2 separate regions of the Homo sapiens genome follow, and region 1 is linked to region 2. Evidence: read pairs that join two places in POLR2A ChIA-PET (ENCODE). Cell type or tissue: Panc1. All regions are shown on one strand. Links, peaks and the distances in the headings refer to the core of each region. The heading gives the core; the rest is flanking DNA.

Region 1 (10,284 bases), core at 663-8,662, 140 kb after region 2:
GAATATACACGAATGCAAAATAGAGTACAAATGTATTCAGATGACTCAAATGACTTCCCCGCAGCTCGTTTATACAGATGGTGCAAGAGACCGAGAGAGTTAAATCCACAAACCTCCTTCACACTAATCAGTCTTGAAAGTTTTCTTTTCTCAATTCTGTTTGCAGGTCACCACAGAGCTGCTTCCCAAGCCAATGAAAAACCACACTATAACACAGATGGAGTTTAAAGGATGGATCCTTTTTCCAACATGTGGCTTCCTGTAATTTAAGGGAATGTTATACAGGAACAATTAAAATCATATATCAAAAAGGGAAGCAAAGCTCAAATAGTTTCCTGCTTTATCAAATTTCAATAACTGTTAAAAAAAAAAAGGTCCCATATATTTAAATCCCAGACACTATTAAGAATAACTTTTTAACTCCAGCAAATTACAGGACTTTTATGTGATATCATTTAATAATTACTAATAACATTTCTAATGCTAATATAGAATAAAAATACAGAGATGCTATTATTTAATAATTTCTGCTGAGTTCATCTGAAACATTTTTTAAAATTTTGTTTCAATATTTAGCAGTTTAAGTAGCTAGGCTTATGGGTAATAATCTTAAATCTTTCTATTATTTTTCATACCATATGTTAAAGGTGCTGTTTCAAGCACAGAGGATTAGCTATAATATAACTGTAGTTCGCAGTAGCTTCCATTAGAGTTACCATGTCAGTTATTATTCAATTAGGATATTTTTAATATTTTTAATTTTTTTTATTTTTTGGAGACAGAATCTCACTGTGTTGCCCAGGCTGCAGTGCAGTGGCATGATCACCGCTCACTGCAGCATTGACCTCTGGGCTCAAGTGATCCTCGTGCCTCAGCCTCCTAAGTAGCTGGGAATACAGGTGCACGCCAGCGTGCCTGGCTAATTTTTGTATTTTTAGCAGAGGTGGGGTTTCACCATGTTGCCCGAGCTGGTCTCAAATTCCTGGGCTCAAGGGATCCACCTGACTTGGCCTCCCAGAGCCAACTAGGATGTTTTTTAAAGTAAGAAGGATGCTACTAATTACACTAGAACAAAATGCTTAGACTAGTACCCTCCTGGACAAATGGGGACACAAGGTCACTCTACTTTTCAGGGAAAGGAGGCTAGTTTTTTGTTTTTTTTTAAGTTACAGTTTTGCTTTATAAGAGGAACAAATAAATCTAAGTGGGGAGACAGGAAAAATCACCTGCAGGATCAGACAGTTTTATATGTAAAATAATAGTGTATTTTATATGTGAAATATACACTTTTATATGTAAAATAATAGTGTATTTTATATGTAAAATAATAGTGTAAAATAAGAGTATCTCCATCCGCTCTTCTCTCACCCCGACTAGAAGGGTGAAGACTCAAGATCTGTTGCAAATGTTTCCAGTAACAAAAACATGAAGTCCAGCATCACTTGCATCACCCAGACTTTTCCTCCCACAGGTCTCTGAAGAGACCACCGGCTTCGTCCAGTCCACCAAGCTAAGATGCTGGCCGCAAAGGGAAGGGGCAAGTGCCAGCACTTCATGTGGAGCATGTTTCAGACCATAGACGAGGCTGTTAGGTCGGCTAACAGTCCACACTGGTCCCAGCCTACTGCAGGGTTTCCACGTGATCACTTCTGTACCGCCAGGGAACTGCCGCTTACCTGGGGCTGTGGCGTCTCAGTAGATACGAGCGGAAAATATCCTAGAAATGGGATAAGGCCTGAGCAGAATTAGAAACCGTGAGAAAGAACCAGAAGGCAATAAATTAAAGACAGTGAGGGAGAGGGGAAAAAAAAAAAAAGAAAGTTGGACCCAGAGATACGGTGGGACACATTTTGTTCCAAAATCTCAGAGACTGGTTTCCGAAGGATATCTGATGTGGCTTTCTGGCCCTAGATACTCTGTGCTTACACATCACCATGTCCCTGGAGACAAGCCTCCTACAGACTTTTCCAGAGCCATGATACATTTTTAAAGCTAAATTACTTAAGTTTTAGGTGTAAGGGAATCCATCCATGTTTGGTTGGACAAAGCAAGGTCTTCATGGAGTCACAACCTACATGCTAACTGTTACCTACTAATTGGTAGGTAACAGTTGCTCGTGTGATATCCTAAACTCAGACTCTGGAACAAGTGAAAAAAAACTGCCTCGGAGGAGAGGTTAAGTATATCTTAAGTATGTATCGATTATGAGAAGAGTGTCCAGTTTGCTTTTCCATGTCACTGCAGACTGTTGTCCCACACCGCCACAACCTCGGCAACTACGATACGCAGTTCAACAGAAAGTGCTTTGATGCCCTTGTCAGCGTGCATGCAAGAAGAGTGTGAATGGGCCGGGCGCGGTGGCTCACGCCTGTAATCCCAGCACTTTGGGAAGCCGAGGCGGGCGGATGACAAGGTCAGGAGATCGAGACCATCCTGGCTAATACGGTGAAACCCCGTCTCTACTAAAAATACAAAAAAAATTAGCCGGGCGTGGTGGCGGGCGCCCATAGTCCCAGCTACTCGGGAGGCTGAGGCAGGAGAATGGCGTGAACCCGGGAGGCGGAGCTTGCAGTGAGCCGAGATCGCGCCACTGCACTCCAGCCTGGGCGACAGAGCGAGACTCCGTCTCAAAAAAATTACACCTATGGAAGCAGGGCAAGGCTCCATACGGTGTTGTGTGCAGCCTCAGGGTTTCCCGAGGTGGCTCACAGGCGCAGCATAGGAGACGAGGGGAGGGCGGCCCGGAGCCATCTCGGAGGGACACAGTTCTCTTGACCACCTTTTCAGAATTTTGCTAAGACAAGGATTTGCTAAGACAAAACAAGGGTTTTACTAAAACAGTATAGCTCAGGGGTTAAACATGAACGCTCTGGAATATCCCGGACAGTGTGTGAATCCCAGCACCTCTACTCCCATTGTGGAGACCGCCGGCCTGTCCTATTGACGCTCTTCTCAGTTCTTCCTCCGGAACATGGGGAAAACAAAAGCAACCATCTCTTCAAAGACCTGAGACTAGTGCCTGGCGATTCATTAATGCTCAGTAAATATTAGCTATTTCTAAACTAATACACTATACCTGGTTCAGGGCTGAGCACACAGACAAATTCCTTTTTTTTAAATTTTCATTTTATTTATTGATTTTTTTAAAAATGATGAATACTTCTGTTCTTCCATAGGGTTTTCAGGAACAGGTGGTGTGTGGCGACATAAGTAAGTTTTTTAGTGGTGATTTGTGAGATTTTGGTGCATCTGTCACCTGAGCAGTATACACTGACCCCAATTTTTGGCCTTTTATCCCTCACCCCCTCCCACCCTTTCCTCCCAAGTCCCCAAAGTCCAGTGTATCATTCTTATACCTTTACATCCTCCTGGCTTAGCTCCTATTTATAAGCAAGAACATACAACATTTGGTTTTCCATTCCTGAGTTACTTCACTTAGAATAATAGTCTCCAATCTTAACCAGGTTGCTGCAAATGCCATTAATTCATTCCTTTTTATGGATGAGTAGTATTCCATCATATATATATATATATATATATATATATATATATATATATATATATATAAATTCCATCATATATATATTCCATCATAGATATATATATTCCATCATAGATATATATATATATTCCATCATATACACACATACACACACACACCAGTTTCTTTATCCACTCATTAATTAATGGGCATTTGGGCTGGTTCCATATTTTTGCAATTGCAAACTGTGAGCACACAGACAAATTCTGACAGGTGGTTAACCCCTAGACAGCTCAAAAAGTTGTGCCACATTGGATTATTATTTTTTATTGTCAGAGACAGGGTCTTGCTCTGTTGCCCAGGCTGGGGTGCAGTGGTGGGCTCATGGCTCACTGCAGCCTTGACTACCTGGGCTCAAGCAATCTTCCCACCTCAGGCTCCCAAGTAGCTAGGACTACAGGTGTGCACCACCATGCCCACCTATTTTTTAAAATTTTTTTGTAGAGATGGGGTCTCCCTGTGTTACCCAGGCTGATCTCAAACTCCTGGCCTTCAGCGATCCTCCCGCCTCAGCCTCCCAAAATGCTGGGATTACAGGCATGAGCCACCGCAACCAGCCTTATTGAATAACAAGCTCTCTCTTTTTCTCTAATTCCATCTCTGCTTCTCTTCCTACTCTTTCAATGATTACCCTTCCGAGCATTCTTAACTTTTGTAAAATCTAAAATTGATCACTATCTCCACCATTCTCCCAAATACAAAGACCTTAGACTGATTCAACTCTGTGCACAGACATTGGCTCACAGGTTTGAGTTGCTCAGTATTTTATTTGCTTGCCTCCTTTCTGCCCTCCATCATCCCTCCCTCCCTTCTTTCCTTCCTCCCTCCATTCCTCCCTCTCTCCTTCCTTCCCTCCTTTTCCTGTCCCTCTTTCTTCTGTTGCTGTTTTTTTTTTTTTTTTTGAGACGGAGTCTCACTCTGTTGCCCAGGCTGGAGTGCAGTGACGCAACCTTGGCTCACTGCAGCCTCCACCTCCCGGGTTCAAGCAATTCTCCCGCCTCGGCCTCCAGGGTAGCTGGGACTACAGGTGCAAGCTGCCACACCCAGCTAATTTTTGTATTTTTAGTAGAGACGGGATTTCACCATGTTGGCCAGGATGGTCCCGATCTCCTGACCCCGTGATCTGCCCACCTCGGCCTTTCAAAGGGCTGGGATTACAGGCGCCCGGCCCTGTTGCTGTTTTAAATAGTCAAACCTTGTTGAGTTTACCTGAGTTTACCGGTTTCCTTGTTCAGTATGAGCTGGCCAGTTCCCTCGGGTCTGAGTTGCTAGCTTAATGGTATGCGCAGGTGTATGGAGCTAGACCTGTATTTTAAATGAGACTGAAGAGCCAAGAAATACTATGTAATATTTCAGCTGGAAATTAATTTTTTTCAAACCTAGAAGCTTCTCAGGCTGTATAGTCTGCCATATTGTGGGAAATAGAAGCAAGTAGCTCGCTTTTTCTTGTATGGCCTCTAAACAGCAGTAATCCCTTAACAATCAATTATGAAATCCATCTTTTCATCAAAAGAAGAAAAAACAGAAAGTATTACCACAGAGAAAACAAAGGTTTCCAGCCATCCTTGAATATTCTCTCTCTCTCTCCACATATATATGGAAAGGAGGCAGGTGTAGAAAGAGGGGAGGTGGCCTGGTATGCCTGGCCTCAGACTCAGGCCTGCCGTGCCCCAGCAGACCCCATTCAAGTCCCCGGCCAGGCCCTTTCAGGGCTGGGCCCTCTGACTCGAAGTTGCTGCAGAAGAAGGGAAGGCCTCCTTCACGGAGGCTCAGGTCCATCAAACTTTGCTAACTTCATGCTTTTGTTTTGACTGTCTGTTTGTTGAAGGTGATTGTACAGGTTTGCAAGGGCTGCTGTAACGAAACACCACACACTGGCAGCTTACACAGCGGAAACTGTCTCACAGTTCTGGGGACCAGAAGTCTGTGATCAAGGTTAAGAGCAGGGCTGTTTCCTCTGGGGGTGCTGCAGGAAGAGCCTGCCCCATGCCCTGCCCCTGGCCTCTGGGGCACGCTGGTGACCTCTGGCATTCCTTGGTTCCTGCATTACCGTCCCTGTCTGTGCATTCTCCCTGTGTGCCTGTGTCCCAGTTTCCCCTTTTTATAAGGACACCAGTCATGCTGGATGAGGGCCCACCCTACTCCAGTACAACCTCCTCTTAACTAATGATATCGCCAACTACCCTATTTCCAAATAAGGTCCTATTTGGAGCTATAGGTGGTTAGGACTTCAACATATGAATCTGTGAGGGATGCAGTTCAACCCCGATCAGTGTCGTTGAGGACGATCCTTTAACTCCCTTGGACTGATAAACCAAAGCCAAATTCATTAAGGAAAAAAAATAAACCAAGCAAAAGACGGTCCAATAACGCATCGAGAACATCTTTGGCAGTTCATCAAAGCAAACCTTCCCTTTTGGGTAACTGTGTTTTCCTGACAGAGGAAGAAGCCAACTTGTTTTCTGTGCTCCAAAGAAAGGCAGCATTTGCCCCCTTCCCCAGCACAGAGCCAAATCAGCCCCAGGAACAAGCAGTAAGTCAGCATAATTGCGGGTTTGAGCACCATCCAAAAGAATGAAGTGGAGGAAAGGCGTGGGGAAAAGGTAGCACTTGAGATGTTTAATGCTCATTAACAGGAGCAAGAGTCTGTCTCATTCCTGTGCAGACTCTGCAAACCTCTGGCTTCTGCTTTGCCAAGCCCCAGGGCCCAGAAATAAGCAAGTCAGAATAAGAAGTAACCACGGGATTGGCAAGGAGCAGGCAAGAGAATTAATCCAGGTCCCAATTAGGCGGTGCTGCCTCAGTACCAGCCTCGAGCCCTCACTTGCAAAGGCCTCCTCCTCCAGCTCCTTCAAGGTCGGGAGGAAACAGGACATGGGCTCATGGTACCTGGGACCCAAGTGGCATGCCAGAGAGGTACAGAGTACAGAATGCAGAGCCAGCCTGCCTAGGTAAAGTGCGCTAGCCACTGACTAGCTGTGTGAGCATCCCTGGGCCTCAGTTTCCCCGGCTGTAAAACGGGGAAAATAATAGAATTCTCAAGGCTGCTGTGAAGCTTGAATAAGTGAATCCATGTGAACTGCTTAGAACAATGCCTGGTAGAGAGCATTATAAATGTTAGCTACTATTAGTAATGCTTAGGGGAAGGGTCTAAGGAGGGGTTCTTGCTCAGAGCTTTGAATCTTCATCCATTGAAACATGAAGCTGTCTCAGGGGAATGAAAGACAATTGAAGGTCTCCAACACCATATTTTCCTCCCGGTAGGGTAGAAAGATACACATGGCCCTAAGATATTTGCCTAGCATTCTACAGTATTAAAAAAGAGCACCAGGGCCAGGCGCAGTGGCTCACACCTGTAATCCCAACACTTTGGGAGGCCAAGGCAGGAGGATCACTTGAAGCTAAGAGCTCGAGACCAACCTAGGCAATAAAGTTGATACCCTGTCTCTACCAAAAACAAACAAACAAACAAAATTAGCCGGGCATGGTGGTATACACTTATAGTCCCAGCTACTCAGGAGGCTGAAGCATAAGGATAGCTTGAGCCTACGAGCTCAAGGCTACAGTGAGGTATGATTGCACCACTGCACTCCAACCTGGGCAACAAAGCAAGACTGTCTCAAAATAAAACAAAATAATAAATTTTTTAACAGCATCAGCTTTGGAGCATGGATGTAAGTCCTGGATCTTGCACTTATTAGAGGTATAACCTTGAGCGAAGTCCAAAATCTCTGCTAAGGCTTTATTCCCTCCAAGGCAAAATGGGAAACAGAGCTCTCTCCTAATGTTGTGTGAAGAGTAAATAAGAGCGTGCATGCAGGGCGCTCAGCAGGGAGTCTGCTAATGATGTGTAAGTGTCCTTCATTAGTAGGGATATGTCTGATCCTAAAGGGGAAAGGCCTCCAGTAGCTCACACAGTACCTTTTGGACAGTTAGAGGGAATAAAGAGTTTCCTTTCTAAGGAAACATTAATCCATCTCTCCAAATACTATAATCTCTCCAAATACTAAATCACTAAATTTATAACGGCCTAAATTGATGGTGTCTCTGACAAATGGTTGTCCTCTTAGCTATGACGTCCCTGTACAGGGAAGAAGTACATAACTTTTTTTTTTTCTTTCAGGCGGAGTCTCATTCTTGTTGCCCAGGCTGGAGTGCAATGGCACAGTCTTGGCTCACTGCAACCTCCATCTCCCGGGTTCAAGCGATTCTCCTGCCTCAGCCTCCCGAGTAGCTGGGACTACAGGCATGCACCACTACGCCAGACTAATTTTTTTTTTGCATTTTTAGGAGAGACAGGGTTTCACCATTTTGGCCAGGTTGGTCTTGAACTCCTGACCTCAGGTAAACCTCCTGCTTCAGCCTCCCAAAGTTCTGGGATTACAGGCATGAGCCACCGTGCCCAGCCAGAAGTACATAACTTTATGCAGTAGCACTGAGTTGATCCACCATGAAAAAGAATCTCAAGATGGATAGGAACATAGCCTTCAAGAATCTGGCATTATTCTTCGTGTGTAGAAGGTATTGAATGCACATCTGTGGGAGGGAGGATGAGAAAAAAGATGGCAGAGTGGGGTTGTTTTTAAGGACTGCTTGCTCTGTGTTCAACTAATGAGACGTCTGTGCTTGGGGAATGGCTGTTCAAAAAGAAAAGTGGTATTGCAGAGAAAGATGCTTAGAAGAAAAAGACCTGGTCTTTTTCTTACCACACTACTTACCCCACTACTACTTGCATCTTACTCCAGGACTACTTGCTTAATTCCAGTCTGGCTGCCTTTCATTCTGCACCTGGACGGTGCTGGAACAGAGTGCCAGGAGCTGCAGACACATGGTTATTGCTCAAACACTAGCTTTTTTCCCCTTTCTCTTGTGTCCCTAAGTGTCCTCAATGGACTCACAGACATGCAGGCAGAATTTCTTCTCAGTCTGTATTACTGAAAAATCCAGGTAGTCCCCTGCTTAGAAACATTCGATTGTCAAATCATCTCTTAGGTACAAGGCCTGTCTCCAAGGAGGCCTTTCCTCATTCCCCCCCCTTTCTGTTGTGCAATCCTAGTGACCCTGATCTTGCATCTGCCTACACCATCCAGCAACCATCTGAACCTTCACCCTCCTGATCTTGCATCTGCCTACACCATCCAGCAACCATCTGAACCTTCACCTTCCTGATCTTGCATCTGCCTACACCATCCAGCAACCATCGGAACCTTCACCCTCCTGATCTTGCATCTGCCTATACCATCCAACAACCATCTGAACCTTCACCCTCCTGATTTTGCATCTGCCTACACCATCCAGCAACCATCGGAACCTTCACCCTCCTGATCTTGCATCTGCCTACACCATCCAGCAACCATCTGAACCTTCGCCCTCTGGAGGACCCTTCTCAGAGCCCTCGTGTCCACCCTGTTATGTGGGCCTCCATCTCTGCAGACTCATAAGCTGGGGCCAGGAAAGGGTTCCCTCCCTCGGCCAACAGTTTCAGGTAATGGGGCAATGAGATGCGTGTTGACACTGGAACTCTTATTTTTCCACGCAAACATTGTTATAAAGGGGACTAAGGTCCTTCACGGGTTTTGGGAATTTGGCTATTGGTCAATTATCATCAATGAACTTTTAAAAACAAAATTTAAAGAGGAGGTCCTGCAAAGCCCACAGTAAGAGCATTAAACACCAGTGTATATAAGGAGCAGGACCTTGGATGAATGGACTATCGGTGAAGGGAGATACAGAAACTCCACTCATCCATCAGGCTAGACATCCACTTTGTTTAGCTTCCAGAAGCTGAGGCATTTCCTCTTTCTTCCTCAGCACCATTAACAAAGCAAATGCGAGGCAGCCGGCACCCTGCACAGCCTCCACAGATGGAGGGGCCTCATTTGTCTCGCTGCACAGAACCAGAATCATCATCACTCAAATACAGCAAGGAGGCCACAGGCAGGAGGCAGTGACCACGAAATGCAGGCCTTTGGACATCTGAGTGTTCAGCCCTACAAAACAGCTGTTCCCGCTCTCGGACTGATCAGCTACATAAGTCCTCTGTCTCTCTGTTGCTCTCTCTATATTTTTTCTGAAACACTTGTCCTTCTTGGACCAGCCAAAGCCAATGGCAAAGAAAGGGTAAAACAAATACACACCAACAACAAACAGTATGAAAGGTGAAGAAAAAAAGGAGCTTCTCCAAATTCTGAAAGGTGGGTGGGGGGCGGTGGGCGACTATACTCTGATGGGGGAGTAGGAGGAAACATTTTAAGCAAGTCACAAGGTGCGTCTGTGGCCCCAATTACCAGAAGACACGGGTTTTTATTATGCCCTGGAAGTCAGTCTGACCTAGATACAGCAAGCCTTAAACTAGTTTCAGCTCACATGTCTCTGCGCTGTTAGGTCTGGGATGTGTGGCGACGGGGACGCGACGCCCAGGCACACAGCTGTACTTGGCTGGTTTGTTTTCTTCTTTTCTCCCAGTTGGCTCATTCACCAAGGTTTACTTTCATGACCGCTGCTCTCAGGAAAATCCTGCTTCTGGATTCTCACTCCCGGGATCCCACTCTCCCTAACGTTTCTCTAAGGCAGACAATCTGGTTTCAGCCAACTTGACAAACTTGTAGCTTTCTCATCACAACAGACAAGTGATGAGGACATTTCGGTTTTGTACCCTATATTCTGCAGCACAAAATGTCACGCCAGCCTAAACGTATGAATGGGATGGGATATTCATTCAACACCTGCTCGCGGCTTCTGTC
Region 2 (10,284 bases), core at 900-8,899:
TAGGGGGAATGGTTCCAGGACCCCCTGAAAATACCAAAATTCAATGCTCAAGTCCTTGATATAAAATGGCACAGTATTTGCATATAACCCACACACAGGCCCTTGTCTACTTCAAATCACCTCTATTAAACAGTTCACTCATAATACATAATACAATGTAAATACTACGGAAAGAGTTGTTATACTGGATTGGATTTTTATTTGTATTTTTTATTGTTGCATTGTTATTTGTTATTAATATTGATATTGGTATTGCTGTGGGTATTGATATTCCCAATATTTTCAATCCACAGATGGTTGAATCCACAAATGTGGAAGCTGCAGATACAGAGGGCTAATTGTATTAAATTCTAATATTATGAAAATTTTAATTTCACTCGTTATTTTTCAAATATACAAATATGTTCTATCACATATTTGTATATTTGTATATTTTTCAAATATTAATTACTTTGTTTAAAAATTACTGATAATAATGCCTCCCTAGGAATACTGATAAGAATGCCTCCCTAATAATATACCGGTACCATATAGGTGACTATATGGATCTGTGGGACTTTGCTGAAGGCCACCCTACCCCAAACGCCTATAATTCCTTCTGCCGCTCTCATGCATACATGAATGCGTGAATTCATTCATTCATTCAGTCATTCAACAAACACCTATGTCTGTGTCAGCACAGAAGATACAAAGATGACGAAGGCACAGCCTCTCTGCTCAAAAAGCCCCACACTAACAGGGCAGAAAGACACACAAACAGACTACTGTGAAACTATGTGGAAGGCCGAGTTCACCAGCATCCTTCTACCGAAGGTTCTTTTATAAGACATATACCTTTAGAGAAGAGAACTTTTGGAGACAGTTACTGTTTTTCTCCTGTACAGGAGACAGAATTGATGGACAGAGAATAGAAAAGTGGCTCCAGATAAATTCACCTGCTTCCCATGTTTGCGAAGGGGGTACCCTTGGCTACGGTGTTCTCTCCCTAGAGAAGGTACATTTCAAAGGGTGAACGTGACACTGAAGCCAGAAGCAACCGTTCCTGGGATCTGTGCTGGTAGAGGGGAGTGCTGGGGCCAGCATATTATTCACATGTAGTACAAACCTTAAAACCTCCAGATGGTCACTACAGTTACCTAAGGATGAAGTTGTCAGTTTAAATAGGAGACTTGAAATTGTAGGAAAAAAATTTTTTGTTAAGATTTCAGCTCCTTGGAGAATGTTAGTTGCTGTACAGGACGTCTCTACAGAATTGTCTTCAATCTGAGACCTCCTAGCCTGGCTGTGACACAACTTCCTGTCTCGCTTTTTAGGATTATGTCTGAGAAGGCAGAAAAAAAGTGAAAAGTGTGCCCTGATTCCTGAAGACCAATTTCAGAAATCACCACCAAGCTTTAAGCCTCTTCTTTTCTTGGAAAGGGTCAGGGAAGAGAAAACAGACTCAATCTTAGGGAACTTTGTTAAAATATGCACACCTGGGCCCCACTGTGGATTTCCCGAATCGGAATCTTGAGAGGATGAGGGTCTCCTTGGAGGCCAACCATGCATACTTTGGAAATATTTCTCCAGTGACTGATTCACGCCCCCACGCCATGCACTGATGAGAACTATTGCTCTGGACATGCCCCCCTGCACACATCTTCACCTAAAAGTCTCACCCCAAAGACCCAGGCATGACAGGAAATCCCCAGCTCTGAGCTGTAGGGGCCAAGGGAGCCATACAAGAGCCTCTTCTCCAGGGTCTTCAAGCTCAGACAAATATCTTGCAGCCCAGGTCCATGAAACCTAAAGATTGAGTAGTGAACAGGCGCCATGATGGGGCCAGTGAAGGCAGGAAAGGCTGTTCCAGTTCTGCTGAGGGTCTTTGAGGTGATGGAGGCAGCGAAGAGCCTGAGCAGAGGCCTGGCTGGAGCACGGGGATGCCAGCCTTGGGGGATAGGGTGGAGTCAGCAGGCGGGACTTGGGGTGGGGGGTTTGACAAGCCTTAGTGAAGACTTGGATCTAACTGAACTAACTTTGGCCACCAAAAGGATCCAAGCCGGGGAGTAACACAGTTAGACTTGTATGTTAGAAAGATGCCTCCAGTGACAGTGTGGTGAAAATGAGGCAGGACATCAAGGAAGAGGCCACTGAAATAATTAGGCGAGACGTAAGGGTGAGCTGAACTAGCACAGTGGTGGTGGTGGAGCTGGAGATAAGTGGGCTGACTCAGGAGACTCTTAGGAGATAAACGAAGACCACCTGGTGATGGATTCCATGTGGGATGCGAGGGAGTGAGGAAGGGGCCGAGGGGCGCTCCTGAGTTGGTGGCTTTAGCAAGTGGGTAGCCAATGAGATCTTTGGCGAGGCTGGGGACACAGAAAGGAAGACCAAGTTCTGATGGGAAAGATGCAAGTTTCGCTGGAAATACTGGCTGTGAAGAAACAGAGATGTCCAGTCTGGAACTCAGGGAGGAAGTGTGGGCTGAAGATTAAGATACTGAATTCTTTTACAGGAAAATTCAAGTGCCGGGCGCGGTGGCTTACGCCTGTAATCCCAGCTCTTAGGGAGGCTGAGGCGGGAGGATAGCTTGAGCCCAGGAGTTCCAGACCTGCCTGGGGAATATAGCGAGACCCCGTTCCTCACAGAAAGGAAAAAAAAAAAAAAAGACAGAAAGAAAATTCAAGTAGAGGCCCAGGAACAAGAAGAAAAGGGGCCCAAAAATCCTTAAGGGACATTGATCATTCAAGGGGTGGGCACAGGGCCTTAGAAGGGAGAGCCAAAAAAAGTAAGAGAAACATCAGAAAGGTGTGATTTTTGAGGTTCATGTTCTAATGCTGCTATTTAATCATGCCAAAACACACATAAAACATAGTAAGATCATGTCATCTTTACACTCACGACTGTGGTAGAGTGGCTGGACCCAAAACTACAGGTATTGCAGAAGCCTTAAAATACATTTGGCCTTTTCTCTAGCCAAGTGCGGGCACATTACTTTGTGAAGGACACTTTGAAACTCACCAAAAGAACTGCAAGTGGGTGGCTGTCAGGGTTAGGGCCAAGTAAACATAAGAGGGAAAGCCAGCTTGTCAGCATCAGACCAGCGATACCCACCAGAGCCAGCCACTGCAGGCTCTGTGAGGTCACAGGACTGAGAGGCATTCCTGACTTCGGGGACTCTGAAATCCAGCTGGGGACACACAACATGTCCACGGGGGAAAGCAAAGAACACGAGAGTGCTAAAATGACTGAAGGGGCCAGAAGGCTGAGGCGGGAGGATGGCCACAGCCCAGGGGTTTGAGGCTGCAGTGAGCTGTGATCATGCTGGTGCATTCCTGCCTGGGCAACAGAGTGAGACTCTACCTCTATAAAAAGAAAGAAAGAAAAAAGAATGAAGAAGGAAGGGAGGGAGGGAGGGAGGGAGTGGGGAAAGAAAGAAAGAGAGAAGGAGAGAAGGAGAGAGAGAGAGAAAGAGAGAGAGAAAGGAAGGAAGGAAAGAGAGAGAGAGAGAAGGAAAGAGAGAGAGAGAGAAAAGACTGGAGGGGAATGAGCCAAGACAGAGGGCTCCTATTGAAGTAGGAATTAGTCATTGAAAGCTGGGGGTGGGGGTAGTGGCTCCATTTGCAGACAAGGCATGAGGCAATAACATGTGACAAACCTCTACCACGTCACATTCCAGTGCTCACCTTTCATGTTCTATAGCAAAACTGTGTTGGGAAAATGATATTTGTGATGTTCACCCGTTTCCCCCTCGTATACACGTAGAGCATTTATGACGCTACGCATTGCTTTGAGAGGAAGGTCCATCCTATGTCCTCTGTCTTGCAACTGTTATCTTTGTTGCTCCTGAGTTTAAGCCCTTGTCATCCATGCTCGGAACACTCTCCAAACCCCTTTGTCCTTACCAATATCCCACCCTGCTTTAGAGGTCCAGCTTAGACTCCAGTAATAAAATATCGCAAAGTGAGCTCTGTCTCCCCCGAACCTGCACAACCGCACAATGGTGGTTTTGCACCTTACCTGACATGCATGGTTTTCATGGCTCTCGTTTAACCCTCACAGAAGTCACTGTGAGGCAGGGAAGGCGGGATCCATCCCTGTTAGGGTTAGTCAATAACGCCGAGCCTCGGAGGTCAGAGGAGGGTGTTGGCTGCCAAATCCTAGAGCTGGTGAGTAGGCGGAATGGTTCTGGAACCCTTTCCCGCAGTATCCCGAGCACGTTGCAGTATGGGCGCATCACTGCTCTTCCATGTGCGGGGGTGACCTTCCCTTCTGAATCCCCTAGAAGGCAACGATCATGTCTTTTACTTTGTGTCCCTAGAACTTCAGGGATGCTCAGAAGCAAGGAGGAAAGCACTGAATACTTGCTGGGTAAACTATCCACTATATCAACATTCATATCCAAACATCAGAATACATGCAGGTGCACTTGTATGTCCTCTTTCTATTGATGTGGGTTCCTTCCTCAAACAGTGTATTATTAATTTCTCAATCTGGAAGAGCAGTATTCAAGGCACTATCAAATTCAAACCTCACTTTTTCATATACCTTTGCAAAAACCTAGTTTATAACAAGGAGACCCCACATTTTTAAAAAAGCATTCCCCAAAATGAACTACCTTTTGGGGGTGACATTTTTTAAGTCTGTGATTTAGATGCATTTTTTTTACAAATTATGATAAAAATTAATTAATTACAACATTAATTGACAAGCCCTAGATATCTGGGCCTATAGGAAGTGTCTGAAGATTCTCACTTGGATTTTGAGGGGAAATGAGTTAGTTGTGACAAAGCATTTGGGAAGAATGTCTAAATACTCAAGTAAGGACTAAGAAGAATAAGCCAGGCACAGTGGCACATGCCTGTAGTCTCAGCTACTTGGCAGGTCAAGTCAGGAGGATTGCTTCAGCCCAGGAGTTCCAGCCCAGCCTGGGCAGCAGAGCAAGACCTTATCTCTATTGAAAAAAAAAAAAAAAAAATCAAGCACCAGCTTACACCGGCTACAAATAATTCATTTGTCTTTGCTACATGATGGCTTTTACTCTGTGCCCCAAGGAAGAAATGACACTTAATCTTTACTCCTGAGAGTTTTCCCCTCTTAATCCTACTTCATAGTATGAAATTCTGGGCTGGGCGCAGTGGCTCACACCTGTAATCCCAGCACTTTGGGAGGCTGAGGCAGGCAGATCACCTGAGATCGGGAGTTTGAGACCAGCCTGACCAACATCTCTATTAAAAATACAAAATTAGCCGGGCATGGTGGTGCATGCCTGTAATCCCAGCTACTCGGGAGCCTGAGGCAGGAGAATCACTTGAACTCAGGAGATGGAGGTTGCAGAGAGCCAGGATTGTGCCACTGCACTCCAGCCTGGGCGACAGAGCAAGACTCTGTCTCAAAAAAATAAAAATTAAAAATTAAAAAAAAAATTAAAAAATAAAAAAGAAATTCTGGATTGCACTTTATTGAGACGAGAACAATATTTTTTCTCTGGCTAGCAGGAGGTACATTGATTTACAGCTCGAAAAAATTAATAAGGCTTTTTATACTCACGAGAAATCTGTAAGCTTCAAAATTCAGCCTCAGTCAGAGTGAAGTGGCCAGAAGACGCTGCGGAGAAAGGAAGCACTCGCCAACCAGAAGACAGCTGAGCTCAAGAGTGTCGAAAGAGGGAAGACATGGGAGTCACAACTTGTGACCTTCTGTTTATTGTCTTTTTAAAAAAAAAAAAAAAAAGACGGATTCTTGCTCTGTTGCACAGACTGGAGTGCAGTAGCGCGATCTTGGTTCACTGCAACCTCCGTCTCCTGGGTTAAAGTGATTCTCCTGCCTCAGCCTCCCAAGTAGCTGGGATTACAGGCATGTGCCACCACGCCTGGCTAATTTTTGTATTTTTAGTGGAGACAGGGTTTTACCATGTTGGACAGGTTGGTCTCAAACTCCTGACCTCAAGTGATCCGCCCGCCTCAGCCTCCCAAAATACTGGGATTACAGGCGCGAGCCACCACACCCCAGCCCCTTCTGTTTATTGTATTCTTAAACATTTTAGTTGTCCATACACAGTTTTCTGAGTTTAGAATAATATGTGCTTACTGTAGAAAAATTGGGACATACAGACAACTAAAATTAAGATGAGTATTTTCATAGAGGCAAGGCTTTCAAGAAGTGTGGATTTGGAAGCCCCTGTTCAATTTACCTGTAAGGTTACATCTCCCAGTGGGAACTTGACTTTATAGTCATTCAGTTCACCTTGGGCTGCAACCCAGCCCTAGTTGTCTGAACCTTGGTGCCACAAGAAACAACTTCATTTTAGCAATTCCCCTCAAATACACCAACTCCAAACACCTCAGGTAAACCAGAGGCTTAGGAGATTTCTGGTATTACATCAGACAACCAGAAAAAGACGAGCAGAGATTCCGGCTTTTTTTTTTTTTAAAACCAGCTTGAATATTTGGAAGTAAGAGCAAGCAGTGTGTTGGTATATATTATAGCAGACCTCCCTAGTGAGGCTTTACAAACAGCCACATTATGACTACAAAATGAGTTAGTAACAGTTGGGGAAACTGCTCTGGGAAGATATGAAAAAGTTATCAAGAAATCAAATTCATGGACTTGTTCTCAAAGTGTGCGGGACAGGGGGAGAGAAATGAGAACATTAAAATGAAAAATTAGCTGCAAGCAAAATCCCACAGATGCAAAGAGAAGGAGCAGGAGGTGGGGGAAAAAAATGACAAGCAGCCCCAAGGAAACCATGTGGCTGAGATGGGGGATGGAGTGGGGAGAAAACTTAAATCAGGACGGAGAAAATAAATTTTTTGTTACACTTTTATGGAAAGTTTGCATAAACAATCGTCAGCTGCCTTCAGATTTAAGATACGGTTAAAAGGAAACACACTGTGACCGTGGCCATACACACTCCAACCACTTTGGGGAAGAGCCTCCCCCTTGCCTGCCGCACCACAGAGCACTGGACCTCCGTCTCGTGTTTTCCCCACAAATGGACTGCCCGTTCCGTTCCACTGTGCAAGGTTTGGCTTCTCCTGAGCTGCCTGCTCGGTGGCTCTTCCCACCTCTTCTAACTTCCCCCCGACTTGGTGCTGCACACACAGACTGAAGGGTGCTGTGGAGAAACACAGCGGCTCCGTCACAACCCAAGAGCAAAGGGCCAGGCTTCTGCAGCACAGGTGCTTGCAACAGGAAGGGCTGGAAGCCTCCCGCTCAGCTTCTCATCTTATAACAACTTCTCGACATCTCAAAAGCCAAAGCTCAGTTCCTGTTCCCGGTGTTCTTTGGTTTCGGTTTGTGTTGAGGTTTTTTGGTGATAAGGTAGACGCATGGAAGCAAAAAGGATGCAGTAGCTGGGAGCACATTCCTGAGAGGTTTCTTAGTGAGAAGGAGCCCTGACCACAGCACGCAGCGTTTTTCAAACCCTGCTTGAAGCCACCACACCCAGCCCATTTCTTGCTGAAGATTTCAAAGCTCATAAGGGCCACCTAGAAACAATGACAAGCAGAGGCTCCCCCAGCCAGGAAATCAAGGGAATAATATTAAAGTGGTATAAACTGTCTAGCTGAGGGGATGGTCTTGGGCAGGGTCTGTCTTTAAGGCAAAACATGAGAACACAGGATTGGAAATGATGAATGCTGTACTATAAGAGAGGAAAAGAAGCCATCTTCTCAGGGCATGGAAGTGGAGAAGGGCACTCAGAGAAGGCCTTGTGAAAGAGACAGCATTTGATCTGGACCTTGAAATATGGTAAAAATTTAGGTCAATATTCAGAGATTAGAAGTGGGGAGAAGGAAGTAGCGGTTCACCAGACATTTAGTCTGTACTGCTAAGTCAACGTCGCTTCTTTCCAAGTTCTAACAGTGCAGCATAAGGAAGTACACATCTTAAATAAAATTAATAGTGCCCCTCCTCCCTCTGAACCTCACATTCTTCAGAACAATCCTTCTAGGACCAAATAAGCTCACTAACAAGTTTATAATCTTCACTGCACTGTCACAGGAAGTAAGCCGCATACTAGAATAAGTTGAGAAACACTTTCATTTGTTTCCCTATTTCCATATTTATCAAATCAGTTTTAGAAAATGCAATGGATGACCTACTATCGTGTATACTGCAATTGAGCAGTCCAGTAAAGGGATGGCAGGTGATGAGAGCCGGGTTTCTCACTGTGGGAGTGGGAAGTTACAGATGAGCAAGAAAAGAGGCTAGAATGATCCATGTCATAATGCATTAGAGTTGGAGACATCAGCATGACACTTAGCTTAATAGAAGTACAGGTGGTTACATTTAGCAATATCTATTGATACGTGTATGTGGACAGGTTAGCATACACACATATACCTCCTTGCTCTGTCAGCTGAGAAGACCTAGAAGTAATGTCTCCCCAGTAGTAATGCACAAAGCCAGCACCCAGATGGTGGTTTCTAATACCATTCTCCAATAAAAGACACGAGCGTTCTTTAGAGAAACGACTCATTCCAAGACTGGGACAGGAAATATACAAAATGAGCCTACAGCTTCTTATAGTGCCAGAGAGTTAAGAAGGTGCTCAAAAACATGTGAACAAACCACAGTGCTGGGGTACATCAAAGAGGTACAAGAGCCAACTTAAGGAGCTCTCAGTGCAAAATCTGGAAAAGTTTGAGCAATAAAATAAAGTGGTAATAGACTCTCACCCAAAGTATAACATAAATATCTGAATCTATACTGCTAAGAATGATTGAATAAATAAATAAGTGGCACAGAAGAGACAAATCTTCTGTACAGAAGAATTACAACTTATTTATTTAGATACTCTGCCCTTAAGGAAGCAGAGCTTAACTCTCCACTCCTTAAGCTGCACATGGTGACTTTCTTCCAAAGGGAACAGTATGGAAAGAGAGGAAAAAAGAGTAACTTCACGGTGAAGAAACCTGACAACCACTACCTCCAGCCAGATGATCAAGGTTAACATCAATAGTGGTAATAGGTCATAATGAATAGGATGGACTCTTGATATGATGAGAATGGAGCTTTATCTCTGTGGTCCTCCTCTCCAAAACACATAACTCTGGCCTACTCATGACAAAAGTATAAGTCATACTCAAACTGGGGACATTGTACAAAATACCAGACACATACTCCTCAAAACTGTCAAGGACATCAAATATAAACAGAGTTTAAGAAATTGTCACAGACCAAGGAGGCAGGACAACTGATTATAGTATGGTATCCTGGTTGGGCTCCTGGGACAAGAGCAACAAAAAATGACAGTGGGGACAAACAGAAAATTTGAATAAAAGGTGAACTTTACTTAACAATAATGTAATAATATTGGTTCATTAATTGTAACTAAGGAACTGTATTAATGTGAAATGATAATAACAAGGGAAATTGGATATAGGGTATCCAAGAACTCTCTGTACTATCTTTGTAATAATTCCAGAAATCTAAAAATGTTATCAAAGGTTTATTTTTAAGATGCAGTGGAAGTGCTTTACTCTCAAAAACTCTCTACAAAAATGCTAACTGCTGAAGTCCCGAGGCAAGTCTTTCTAAAGTGCTGGCCCTTCCACCAGTTGGCTAGAGCAAGAGTCAATTGTAAAAGATACCTTCTATTATGCTCATTTGTCTGACTTCTTAGGGGCCATATGGAGCCCCAATCCACTTAATTAAGTCCCCTTCAAATTAAGAGATGAGACATGGAAGGGAGAGAAATGTAGAAATGACCATTTCTGTTTCCAAGCTCACTGCTGTATTCCAGACAATCTTAACATTTTCCCAGACTGAGTATTGATCCTTTGACATTCAACACAGATGTCCTCTCATGAACTGCCTTCAAATAACACATGAAGGAAAAAAGAGGGGCAAAAGCTGTCTTCTCCAATCCACTTGAGCTTTGTTAGTTATCTGTCTCGCTTGTTTTATCAACAGTGGCAAACAATGTGAAGCTGCACTGTGTCGATGGGCCTGCTGATCACTAAACCACTGAGCTGTTACTAACTTTAAAGGAGGTGTTTGGCCGGGTGCAGTGGCTCACGTCTGTAATCCCAGCATTTTGGAGGCCAAGGCAGGTGGATCACCTGAGGTCAGGAGTTCGAGACCAGCCTGGCCAACATGGTGAAACTCCAGCCCTACTAAAAACAATTAGCTGGGCATGGTGGCAGGTGCCTCTAATCCCAGCTCTCAATGAAAGCTTTTGAACCCGGAAGGCAGAAGTTGCAGTGAGCCAAGACTGTGCCATTGCACTTCAGCCTGGGCAACAGAACGAGACTCCGTCTCAAAAGAAAAAAAAAAGGAGGTGTCTTTCAGGGGAAAAAA

What was found. Peaks named below come from ENCODE experiments on the same cell type or tissue, not always from the same donor. Only the 100,000 strongest peaks of a DNase experiment are listed, where the experiment ranks them.
Region 1: POLR2A ChIA-PET joins it to region 2 with 11 read pairs; 4 of 35 experiments call an interaction of 5 or more read pairs at or near these places.

Annotation. Positions count from the first base shown.
Region 1 is chr4:183,884,642-183,894,925 of GRCh38, reverse strand. It overlaps a transcript of STOX2 not described here. Among named protein-coding and RNA genes, the nearest start is that of STOX2, 16 kb to the left of the region's middle. In Panc1, for the core only: no CTCF peak of the experiment used is centred there; a DNase peak (open chromatin) is centred at 6,188.
Region 2 is chr4:184,025,582-184,035,865 of GRCh38, reverse strand. It overlaps LOC107986330 (a long non-coding RNA gene), which reads right to left and starts at 4,903. Exons shown (of 3, transcript XR_002959824.2): 1 at 4,000-4,903. In Panc1, for the core only: no CTCF peak of the experiment used is centred there; no DNase peak of the experiment used is centred there; H3K4me3 peaks cover 830 bases.